2 separate regions of the Homo sapiens genome follow, and region 1 is linked to region 2. A link is an interaction called in ENCODE POLR2A ChIA-PET data of the cell type or tissue named here. Cell type or tissue: GM12878. All regions are shown on one strand. Each heading gives the region's core, and the rest is flanking DNA. Links, peaks and the distances in the headings are about the cores only. Region 1 overlaps CPXM2 (carboxypeptidase X, M14 family member 2). Region 2 has its middle 130 kb from the start of OAT.

Region 1 (5,374 bases), core at 323-5,322, 440 kb after region 2:
TAGTTTCAGCTATTGCTTCTAAATTTTTTTCTCAAAAATATTTTAAAATAACTATCACTTTATCCTGTTTCTCTCCAAATAGCCCTGGGATACGTCTGCAGAGAGGCAGCTGTAAGTCAATTATCCTGGAGTCACTAAATAGTTACATTCACTTGGATATGACTTTTTATTTGCTTCCAGATGTTTCTGTGTAGAGGCAGCCCATGATTATGAAATATGTACAGTGCAGATCAGTGACTCACTGCCGCAGAATGATTTTGATATTCACTGTTGTCTCTATCTCTCAGAAATCAAAGCCCTTTGCATAATACCTAGCACGTAGTCAATGCTCTGTAGATACCTGAAAAATGAAAGAATCAACAGTAGACATTGTATCAGTCACCCTCTATATCTATGTATCCCTTTCCTTTTACTTTTTAAAATTGCTTTTTAAAACTTGTTTTAATCAATTTTATAACAAACAAACACACTTCACATTCCACCCGGCCCCTGACTACCATCAAGCACTGTGGATGGCACAGCTACTGGAAACTCTTTTTAATTGTCTCTTTGGGAATTGAAATCTTCAATTCTTTTTCTTTTTTTTTTGAGACAGAGTCTCGCCCTGTTGCCCAGGCTAGAGTGCAGTGGTGCCATCTCGGCTCACTGCAACCTCCGCCTCTCAGGTTCAAGCAATTCTCCTGCCTCAGCCTCCTGAGTGGCTGAGATTACAGGCCTGTACCACCACACTCGGCAAATGTTCTATATTTTTGGTAGAGACAAGGTTTCACCGTGTTGGCCAGGCTAGTCTAGAACTCCTGACTTCAAGTGATCCACCCACCTTGGCCTCCCAAAGTGCTGGGATTACAGGCGTGAGCCACCGCACCTGGCCTGAAATCTTCACTTCTAAATAATATGCACATATTGATCTGTATCAATTTATAGATGTAGACTTGATGTTTTAGATCCCTATTCTGGAAGATGAGGCTATCACCCATTTTTATCACCCCTTTCCTCTCTTCCATCTTTCCAATAAAATTGTAGCTCAATTTTTGGGTAAATCTGTATCTAAGGTTTTCATTATTATGACTGAAAATTTTGCTTCCTACTTACTGAGCCAAGAAATACTTTAATTTTGAGTCAGGAAATATTTACTTCATATCATTTCTTAACAACCTTTTGTTTTCCTGGGCCTGCTTGTATTTTTAAGAACATATTCTCCCCACACCCTGCAATAGGTCTGGATCTGAAAAAACAAACAAACAAAAAAAACCTTCAATATCATTTTTTATGCAGCCACATCTGTTCAGTGGTTTTTAGTCCTGCTTTGTGTTTTACGTTTCTGTTAGATACTCTTTCAGAAGCCATTTCACCTGCTGCATTCTGAATGGGCTACTCTCTGGGTCTCCTACATGTCTACTGTCTTGGGTCTTCTTCACCATCATTCTGATAATTCTCTGCTATGTTGGAACCCTTGATTTCTGGGTCTGATATATTCCTCTCTGTAGTGTTCTGCCTCATTTTTTTGGAGTGCATCCTCTAGTACAGGGTCCCCAAGTCCCCCGTCCACAGACCAGTACCAATCTATGGCCGGTTAGGAACGGGGCTTTCACAGCAAGAAGTGAGTGGCAGGCCAGAGAGCAAAGCTTCACCTGTTTTTACAGCCACTCCCCATTGCTCAAATTACGGCCTGAACTCCACCTCCTGTAAGATCAGCAGTGGTATTAGATGCTCAAAGGAGCGCAAACCCTACTGTGAACTGTGCATATAGGGGATCTGGGTTGTGCGCTCCTTATGAGAATCTAATGCCTGATGATCTGTCACTGTCTCCCATCACCTCCAGATGAAAATGTCTAGTTGCAGGAAAACGAGCTCAGGCTACCATTGATTCTACGTTATGGTAAGTTGTGTAATTTTATTTCATTATATATTACAATTTAATAATAATAGAAATAAAGTGCACAATACATATAATATGCTTAAATTATCCCAAAACCATCCCCCACCCCCAGATGGTGGAAAAACCAGTCCCTGGTGCCAGAAAGTTTGGGGACTGCTGCTTCAGTAGCTTCATGGAAATGGTGTATGAAAAATAGATTTTTTGAGAGTCTGTGAATCTGAAAATGTCTTTATTTTGCCATCATGATTGATAGTTTGGCTGAGTGTAAAAATTCTAGGATGAAAAATCTTTCCCTTTTGAACTTTGAAAGCACCATCCCTCCATTCTTCTAGCTTCAGATGCTGCTATTGAGAATTCTGATGTCATTCTTATTCCTCTTTCTTTCTTTGTGTGTGTTCCTTTTACTGCTTGTTTCCTCTTTGGAAACTTTTAGAATCTTTTCTTTATTTCTGATGTTTTGAAGTTTCAAAATGATATTCCATGGTGTGTATATTAGTTTATTATGTGTACTAGATTCTTACATGTTTTGAAGACTTAACTGGGAAAGTACAGTTTTTATTTGGTCGTTTTTTTCCCCCTAAAATTCTTCTGGATTTCTTCCTCTGCTTTTCTTATTTTTCTCCTGTTGTCTATTTTTGTGTACTGTTTTCCTTTTGTGAGATTTCTTCAACTTTATCTTTTTAGCCTTTTTGTTTTAAAAATAGAAAGCCTTTCTATTTTAAAAGTTGCTGACATTTTAAAAATTTCAACTTTCACATTTTAATTTCCAAGAGCTCTTTATTGTTCAGTGCTTTTTCCTTTTTTAGAGTATTCTGTTCTTGTTTCATGAAATCAAGACCTTTCTAGAAATATTAATTATAGATTTTTAAAGCCTTTTTTCTGTTCTCTATTATAGTTTGCATTTTTTTTTTCTGTTTGTTATAAACCTGACTGCATGGTGTTCTATAGCTGGTTGGGGGAAGGAGCTGGAACATGTCACTCTTTAGTGTGCTGATGCCCCCAGAGGTTACTGTTTTCATCCATCACGGCACCCCTGCCTCCTCTGTGCCTAGTATCCCCAATCCAGGGTCTCTACAGTTTGCTTTCTTTTCAGAGAAAAATTTCAGGTCCTCTGTGGAGTGGGGGTGGAGATATGGGGGAATTAATTGTATTTTTTTTTTTTTTTTTTGAGACTGAGTCTTGCTCTGTCACCCAGGCTAGAGTGCAGTGGTGCAATCTTGGCTCACTGCAGCCTCTGCCCCCCGGTTCAAGTGATTCTCCTGCCTCAGCCTCCTGAGTAGCTAGGGTTACAGACGTGAGCCACTGTGCCCAGTCTAGTTGTTTTTTTAATACACATTTTGAAGCAATTGCCTGTTGAGTCCTGCCTTACCCTCACCTCCCAAAGGTATCTTGAAACCCAGGTTCTCAGCTTTTCTAAGGTTCTGTGTGGCTTGCTTCTTATTGTGCTGTTTTGACGTTTGCACTTCCTTCTCTTGCTGAGTCATTCAGGATTCCTCCATCTGATTCTGTCTTCATATATTGTAATTTAGGGCTTTCATATGTCTTTTGGTTTTATCAGAGATCAAAGTTGTATTTCTGTGTCTTGCTTTCTTTGCTTGGGGTTGACTTTTGAGAGAAGAACACAGAAAAACTAATGTGTTTATCCCATCATCTTGAAACAGAAAAATCCTCTTAGATTGACCTTAGACAGTATCAGGTTTTCTCTTTGTGTTGGATTTGATAATTCCCACATTTATCTTAAGCAAAATTGAGTCTGTTAGGGGCATTGGTGTGCTTTCTTTAAGGTAAAAAAAAATGCATATAATTTAATTTCCTTTATAAAATTACATTAATTCTCAGTTTTTTTTTGGTATTGTAGTAGATTCATTCTACGTTAGTGACGTTTTCAAGACTAGTGTACCCTTTAAAGAATCAAACCTTTTGGTTCACCAACTTTTAGTTGAAATTTCTCCAAAATTTATCAGCGATTTCCCTACATTATTAAAGAGAAAGAGATGAATGCATTCTTCTCGTGGTTTCTCGGAGGCATCATCTGAATATCATTTATTGCACGATGGTATAATTTTGTAACATCTCTGGGGCTGGTACCTCCTCTTTCACTGAATTCTCCCAGGCACTTGCTTTTTAAATTCATAATCGATTTTGCAGAGGTGGCTGTCACTTCCCAATGAGTCATCTTTGGGAAGAGCTCTCCATTCCCCTGACACTGTGCTACATTTAATTGACTGTCCAGTGTGCTCAGAAAGAACTGAGATTGGCAGCAGAAACAAAATATTCAGGCTGGCAAAACCAGGAGCCTTAAATTTAATTTCAAATCCTGTTCAGTAGTCTTTGATGGACAGTTCCTTCCAGTTTCCATGATTCTATAGGGTACATGTCTCAGGCTATGTGGCAGTTCTATTCTTCTCTGCTAAGCCTCAGATGTCTAACACTGTACTGTGGTTTTGTCCTGATAGAACGCTTATGTTAGCTGGTACAGTGATGGATAGAGTTTTGCTCAGCAGAACCTTTGGCCAAGTTGTTCACGCCTATAGCTGGACTCTTAGTTTCACATTTCCATTGCCAATTAAAAGTAAGGCTGTCCCCAGAATTTGAGTTGAAATGCTCAGAGATAGGGAAGATGGGCTGGCTGATCATTTTTATCATTCAGACTTTTTTTTTTTAATCTGATCATAAGAAATAGCTTTGCAGGAGAATGGTGTGAACCCGGGAGGCGGAGCTTGCAGTGAGCTGAGATGGCGCCACTGCACTCCAGCCTGGGCAACAGAGCGAGACTCCGTCTCAAAAAAAAAAAAAAAAAAATAGCTCTGTGAAATAGCCATGGAAAAATAGGGTTAATAAACGAGGATGCTTCACTTGGTTCAAATGTCCTTTTTGGGAGGCGAGGAGTCAGGGAATTATCTCTTCACATGGTGATAATATAGAGAAAATTCCAGAGCAAAAACTTTACCTATCTTGGAAATTCAGATCAAAAGAATTTTGGAGCAGGGCATGGTGGTGTGTGCTTGTAGTCCCAGCTATTCAGAGGGCCGAGGAGGGAGGGTCATTTAAACCCAGGAGTCTGAGGCCAGCCTGGGCAACATACCAAGACTCCATCTCTGAAAAAAAAAAAAAGAATTTTTGGTAGTAATAGCAGCTGATACTGAACACATCAAATGACTTAAACACTAACAAACAAATGTTCACTGGATAAACTTACCCTTCAACACCTACTTCAAGTATCCCCTGGTCTTGGGGCTTTCTGTCTATGATCAGCCCCACACTAAGTTAGTGATTCTGTCCTTAAATGCTCCCGCAGCGGTTTGCTCATATTCCTGAAATAGCACCGGCCCCACTGTGTTCTAATTCATCTATTTTCACATCTTTCTTCCTGCCTAGATGGCGAGGTTCTGGGAGGGAACGATTCACCTTTGCGTCCCCAGCACCTGGTGTGCGTGGGCTGCTGTGTGGGAGATGGTTTATGTGTGCTAGATGAATGAGTAGTAGGAGTACTCA
Region 2 (5,374 bases), core at 320-5,319:
ATTTTCATTTTTGAGACAGGGTTTTGCTCTGCCACCCAGACTGCAGTGCAGTGCTGTCATAGCTCTCTGCAGCCTCGACTTCCTGGGCTCAAGCAATCCTCCTGCCTCAGCCTCCCAAGTAGCTGGGATCATAGGCATGCACTACCACACTCAGCTAATTTTTTAAATTTTTTATGTAGAGATGAGGTCTCCTTATGTTGCCCATGCTTGTCTGGAACTCCTGGGCTCAAACGATCCTCCTGTCTCCGCCTCCCAAAATGTTGGGATTACAGGTGTGAGCCACTGCGCCCAGCCTCTTGACATTTTTAAGCCACATTTTCTCAAAAATTTAAATCACTTGGAGTGTACCACACACCTATTATTAGCACCCTGAGGGCTGTGGGTCCCATGGCACCCACTTTGGGAACCATCGGTGTGGCCTTTCACAGTGCCAGAGTGCTTCGACGGGGCAGCCGCTGCTAAATCAGACCCCTGCACCTGGAATCTCCCAGTTGAGCAAGGCCTGAGTGCTGGGCCCAGAGCTGGGTAAGCCCTTGCACTGGTGGCTGCAGTGGGGAATGGCCTCCTCTTTCCTGCTCTTCTCCAGCCTTCAGCCCATGCGTCCCAGGAAGCCTCGGTGGGGTCCTGCAGCAGGGTGCTTCCGGGCCTGGGGACCTTCGAGCTAATCTTTGACATTGAAGGGCTTGGTGGGGCTGGTTCTCCTCGCATTTTTATCACTACTGAGTCAAGTGCCTTGGAAAAGATTAAAGAAAGTTCCACCCTTGGCTTTTACTTAATTTCCTTTTGTTCACATCTGCCAACAACTAAAGCAAAGAGGAATTGCCTTCTTGAAGGTGCTCTGGTCCTCAGTTCAGATGCCCACAGAGCTGTCCAGGAGCGCGGGCACCTGGTGACAGGAGACCTCTTAAAACACATCGATGGAGCCCTAATGTGTGCAAGGCCCGGGCCAGGCCCCCCACACCTCCCGTCTTTCAGTCTTTATTGCGATTCACTAGCAAGGCTTTGTTGTTCTACTTCTCAGATGAGGATGCTGATGCCGAGTCCAGTGGCTTACTTTCCCAAGGCCACATGGCCAGTGAGTACCAGAATCAGGGAGGAATTTAGACCTCATGGCTATAAAGCCACACTCCTTCCTGGTTCCTTCTGAGACCAGGGCATGTTAGTGGCATCCTGCCAACCTCTCTGTGAATTTAGGTCTCTCAGAATCTCCTTGTAGTAATAATAATTGTTCCGTCCGGCCCTGCCTGGCAGGATTCTAAGCACTTCCATTTCAGAGGAAACGCTGATGTTTCTGCCTGCCCAAGTTGCTATCATCTATTCTTTGGGAATGGCCCCTTAATACTCCCTTGAAGAAAGCACCCTCTTTTCCTCTGAGTGGGGTTGTGTGGTTGACTCCATCTCCTCTACCTCCCTCAAATCATACAGATTGGTTCAGGAATAGGGATGTGGCCCAGCCCAACCAGTGAGACCCAGCCTTGGAAGTTTTGCTGGAAAGAGTTGCTGTTGCTTTGTGGGGGCTGCCAGGCTGGTAGAAGCTAGAATGCTGGGGAGCATGTTTTCCACCTGCTGGAGGATGTCTTCTCGAGAATAGAGCTGACCTAGGGGGAAAGCAGAGTGAGGTGGAGGGAGGTGAGCTCTACCCATCACTGGAACACCTGGATCCAGCTGAGCCTGAAGTAGGATCATGGACTTTTCAGCTTCATGAAACAATGTATTTTCTTTTATGTTTGAGGCTGCTGGTTTGGGTTTCTATCTCTTCTGTCCAGTCATTCAGTCTCCACTGAGAGGCCCCATAGCATGGTGGTTAGGGAAGATCTCAGAACCATGGCCAACTCTGCTACTTACTACCTGTGTGACATTTGGCAAGTTATTCCATCTCTCTGTGCCTCGGTTTTGCAGATTTGATGCTCAAATCTGTGAGGGGCCACCCCAGGGGCTCCTCCTCCCTCTCTGTTCATGCTCCTGTCCCTGAGCAGAGCCCTTTCCTTTCGCATGCAGTTCCAGGCTCCTGCGAGGCCTCGAGCGGTTTCTCATTCAGACCCGGTCCCCTCATCCCTCCCATGCCCACCTCTAAAGCTCCCAGTGAAAACAGAGCTACCGTTCCCTTCCTGCAGGGCAGGGGCCAGGGCACAGCCACCCCCGCAGTCACTGCTAACCTGTTGGGGTTGGCGATGACTTTCTGTCCCAGCGACAGCAGTTGCATTAAAAAAATGAAAACTCGTTTTTAGCACCAAAGTAGTGCATAGACATAGTTTTCTGTTTTGAAAAGTTCAAACAGCATAAAAGGATGTAAAAATAGAAAATACAAGTTTCTCACCTCCTGGCCACCCCAGTCTTATTCCCCAGAGATAACCACAGCTCGCAGTTCCCTGAGTATTTTTGCCGTGCCTCGGCAAAACCATGTGGCTCTGTTTGCTTCTTTCAACTGAAAATAGCCTTTGGAGAGCCTTCATATGGGCGCTTCCGGCTCTGCTGCACGGCTCGCTTGTGTGTGTGTGTTTTCCTTTAAAAACTGTGGTAAAATATGCATAACAAAAAAATGTATCACCGTAACCGTTTTTAAGTGTACCGTTCAGTAGTGCTAAGTACATTCACATCATTATGCAACCAATTTCCAGAACTTTTTCATCTTGCAAAACTGAAATTTTATAACTGTGAAACAACAATTTCCCCTTCCCACCTCCTCCCAGCCCTGACAGCCATCATTTTACTTTCTGTCTCTATGAATTTGACTACCCTAGAGAGCTCATATATGTGAAACTATAGAGTATTTGTCTTTTTGTGGTTGTCTTATTTCACTCAGTAGAGTGTCTTCAAGGTTCATCCGTGTTGTAGCATGTGTCAGAGCTTTCTTCCTTTTTTTTCTTTTTTTTTTTTTCTTGAGACGGAGTTTCGCTCTTGTTGCCCAGGCTGGAGTGCAATGGCACGATCTTGGCTCACCACAACCTCTGTCTCCTGGGTTCAAGCGATTCTCCTACCTCAGCCTCCCGAGTAGCTGGGATTACAGGCATGTGCTACTATGCCCAGCTAATTTTATATTTTTAGTAGAGACGGGGTTTCTCCATGTTGGTCAGGCTGGTCTCAAGCTCCCAACCTCAGGTGATCTGCCCACCTCAGTCTCCCACAGTGCTGGGATTACAGGCGTGAGCCACTGTGCCTGGTGCTTTCTTCCTTTTTAGGGCAGAATAATATTGTATTGTTTGGATATGCCACCTTTTGTTTATCTGTTCATCTGCGGGCGAACATGTGGGTTGCTCCCTCCTTTTGGCTATTGTGAATAGTGCTGCTATGAACATGGGTGGACAAGTAGCTCTTCTAGACCCTGCTTTCAATTCTTGGGTGTGTACCTAGAAGTGGAATTGCTGGATCATATGGTAGTTCTATTTTTAATTTTTGGAGGCACTGCCGTACTGTTTTCCATAGTGGCCACGCCGCTTTACATTCCCACCAGCAGTGGACAAGGGTTCTAATTCCTCCACATCCTTGCCAACGCTTGTTATTTTCTGGTTTTTGATAGTAGCTATAATGATGGGCGTGAGGTAGTATCTCATGTGGTTTTGGTTTGCATTTCCTAAATGGCTAGTCTTGTTTTGCGTGTGTTTTAAAAGATATAATTATGAATATTTTCAATACACTCAAAAGTAGAGATAGAGCCGCCACCCAGATTCAACAGTTAGTAAGATTTTTGCCCTATTTCCTTTCTCTGTCTCCTGAATGATTTCATAGCAAGCCCCAGACACAAGGTCTCATTGCCGCAGAATCCAATGAGCATTTCTAAAACCCTGGATATCTCCTTACACGCCAGCATCACTATCAGCCTAAGTGTTTCTTTGGTATCACTAATATCTAGTCCATAATCAAATCTCCCTGATTGTTTTGAAAATGCATTGTTTCAGTTTTCATAGGGGCCTTCTAGAAGATCTGTGTCTGAGCCCAAAGACTCTTAACTCCATCAATCTTTCGCGAGACAGGTGGCGGGGAGGTTGGGAGCACAGGACACACAGTCAGATCAGATTTAAATCCTGGTTCTGTTGTTGATTGGCTGCTAGGTGGCCTTGGCAAGGTACTTATCCTTTTGAGCCTCAGTTTGTTAACCTGTGCAATGGAGAGAGCCACGGCATCCATGGCCCAGAGATTAAATGCGATAGCATGTGACATGCTTAGCACTGCCTTGGGCACATAATGAGTGTGCAAGACTTGGGAGCTGCTCCTGTCGTTACTATGACTTCAGTGTAATTTTCACAAAGTCTCACTCCCACAGAGAGTTTTCAGACATCACGGAAGTCCTGCAGGAAGGAGAGCAGAAGGGGCTCCTATGCCTGCGCCCCCATCACAGTGAGTAGAGGGTGCTCCATTGTCCTGGGGTCGGCCTGTGTCTGGGCCCTGTTATTCTCTCTCGAAGACAGAAGCAAGCTGCTGTCCATATGCTCGGCTGCACTGGGCTTAAATAAAAAATGATAAACTCTGCGGCGGGAAGGGGATGGCGTCTTATTTGCAGATCAAATACATTTTGTTAAGATTGGTTTCTGCCATTTCCTCCGCTCTTGATCTGATGGCCTTCTTGGTAATTCAGTAAGTGGTTACTCTGGAGGCTGACAGGCAAATGGGAGCGGGATGGGGAGAGTGGAGCCCGAGGGAGATGGGCACTGTCTGAAATTGATTTATCCTAATTGGGTCCAGAGCCAGCAACCTTTTAGACTGAAAGGGAATCGTGGGTGCTGAGGCTGAAGGTTGCAATAATATTTAGTTTAACCTGAATAATTTTACAAATGGAGAAATGAAGGGTGGGGAGGAGAGAGGGGGTGTCCTGAGGCCCTGCAACCATTTAAAGGTTGAGCAGGGACCAGAGCCCTGGGCAGTCAGACAAGCGCATCCACCTCAGGCCCTGCCTCAGCCGTCCTTATTAGGTGACAGGAGAGAGTGGGCCATGTCCTAACCAGCTGTGTGACATTGGATGCTCTGGGGCTCAGCTTCCCCATCTGCGCAAAGACGAGATGGAGCAAGGAGGGGTCCAGGCAGCTTCTCACATCCTCTGCCTCCCTGCAGGTTAGCCCATTGGTGATAGGACCTTGCCTCTGCAAATTGCCCCCTTACACATGAGCCAAGGTGTACTGGCTTAGAGTTTACCTGGTGCCTTTTGAGTTTTCAGCTTCCTCTGATGGGGCTGTTATGAGGCTTCACAAATGGGACACTAGGTTCTTTGCCAGGTCTGTGTTGCTGATGACCTTGTACCCCTCATTCTTCCTTTGTACTCCCCAGATCTTCATCTAGAAGGGAACGCAGGTCCCAGGTCCAGCGTGGTCACTGGCTAGTTGGGAGAAGTCGGGCAGCCAATCTCTTTCTGAGCCTCCTTGGCTCATCTCTAAGGGCACCA

Evidence for each region. Peaks named below come from ENCODE experiments on the same cell type or tissue, not always from the same donor. Only the 100,000 strongest peaks of a DNase experiment are listed, where the experiment ranks them.
Region 1: POLR2A ChIA-PET joins it to region 2 with 7 read pairs; 1 of 35 experiments calls an interaction of 5 or more read pairs at or near these places.

The regions. Positions count from the first base shown.
Region 1 is chr10:123,842,740-123,848,113 of GRCh38, reverse strand. The region is part of intron 3 of CPXM2 (carboxypeptidase X, M14 family member 2); the gene reads left to right. Among named protein-coding and RNA genes, the nearest start is that of CPXM2, 46 kb to the left of the region's middle. In GM12878, for the core only: no CTCF peak of the experiment used is centred there; a DNase peak (open chromatin) is centred at 3,313.
Region 2 is chr10:124,283,090-124,288,463 of GRCh38, reverse strand. No RefSeq gene overlaps it. Among named protein-coding and RNA genes, the nearest start is that of OAT, 130 kb to the left of the region's middle. In GM12878, for the core only: no CTCF peak of the experiment used is centred there; DNase peaks (open chromatin) are centred at 2,363 and 2,673; H3K4me3 peaks cover 939 bases; H3K27ac peaks cover 2,871 bases.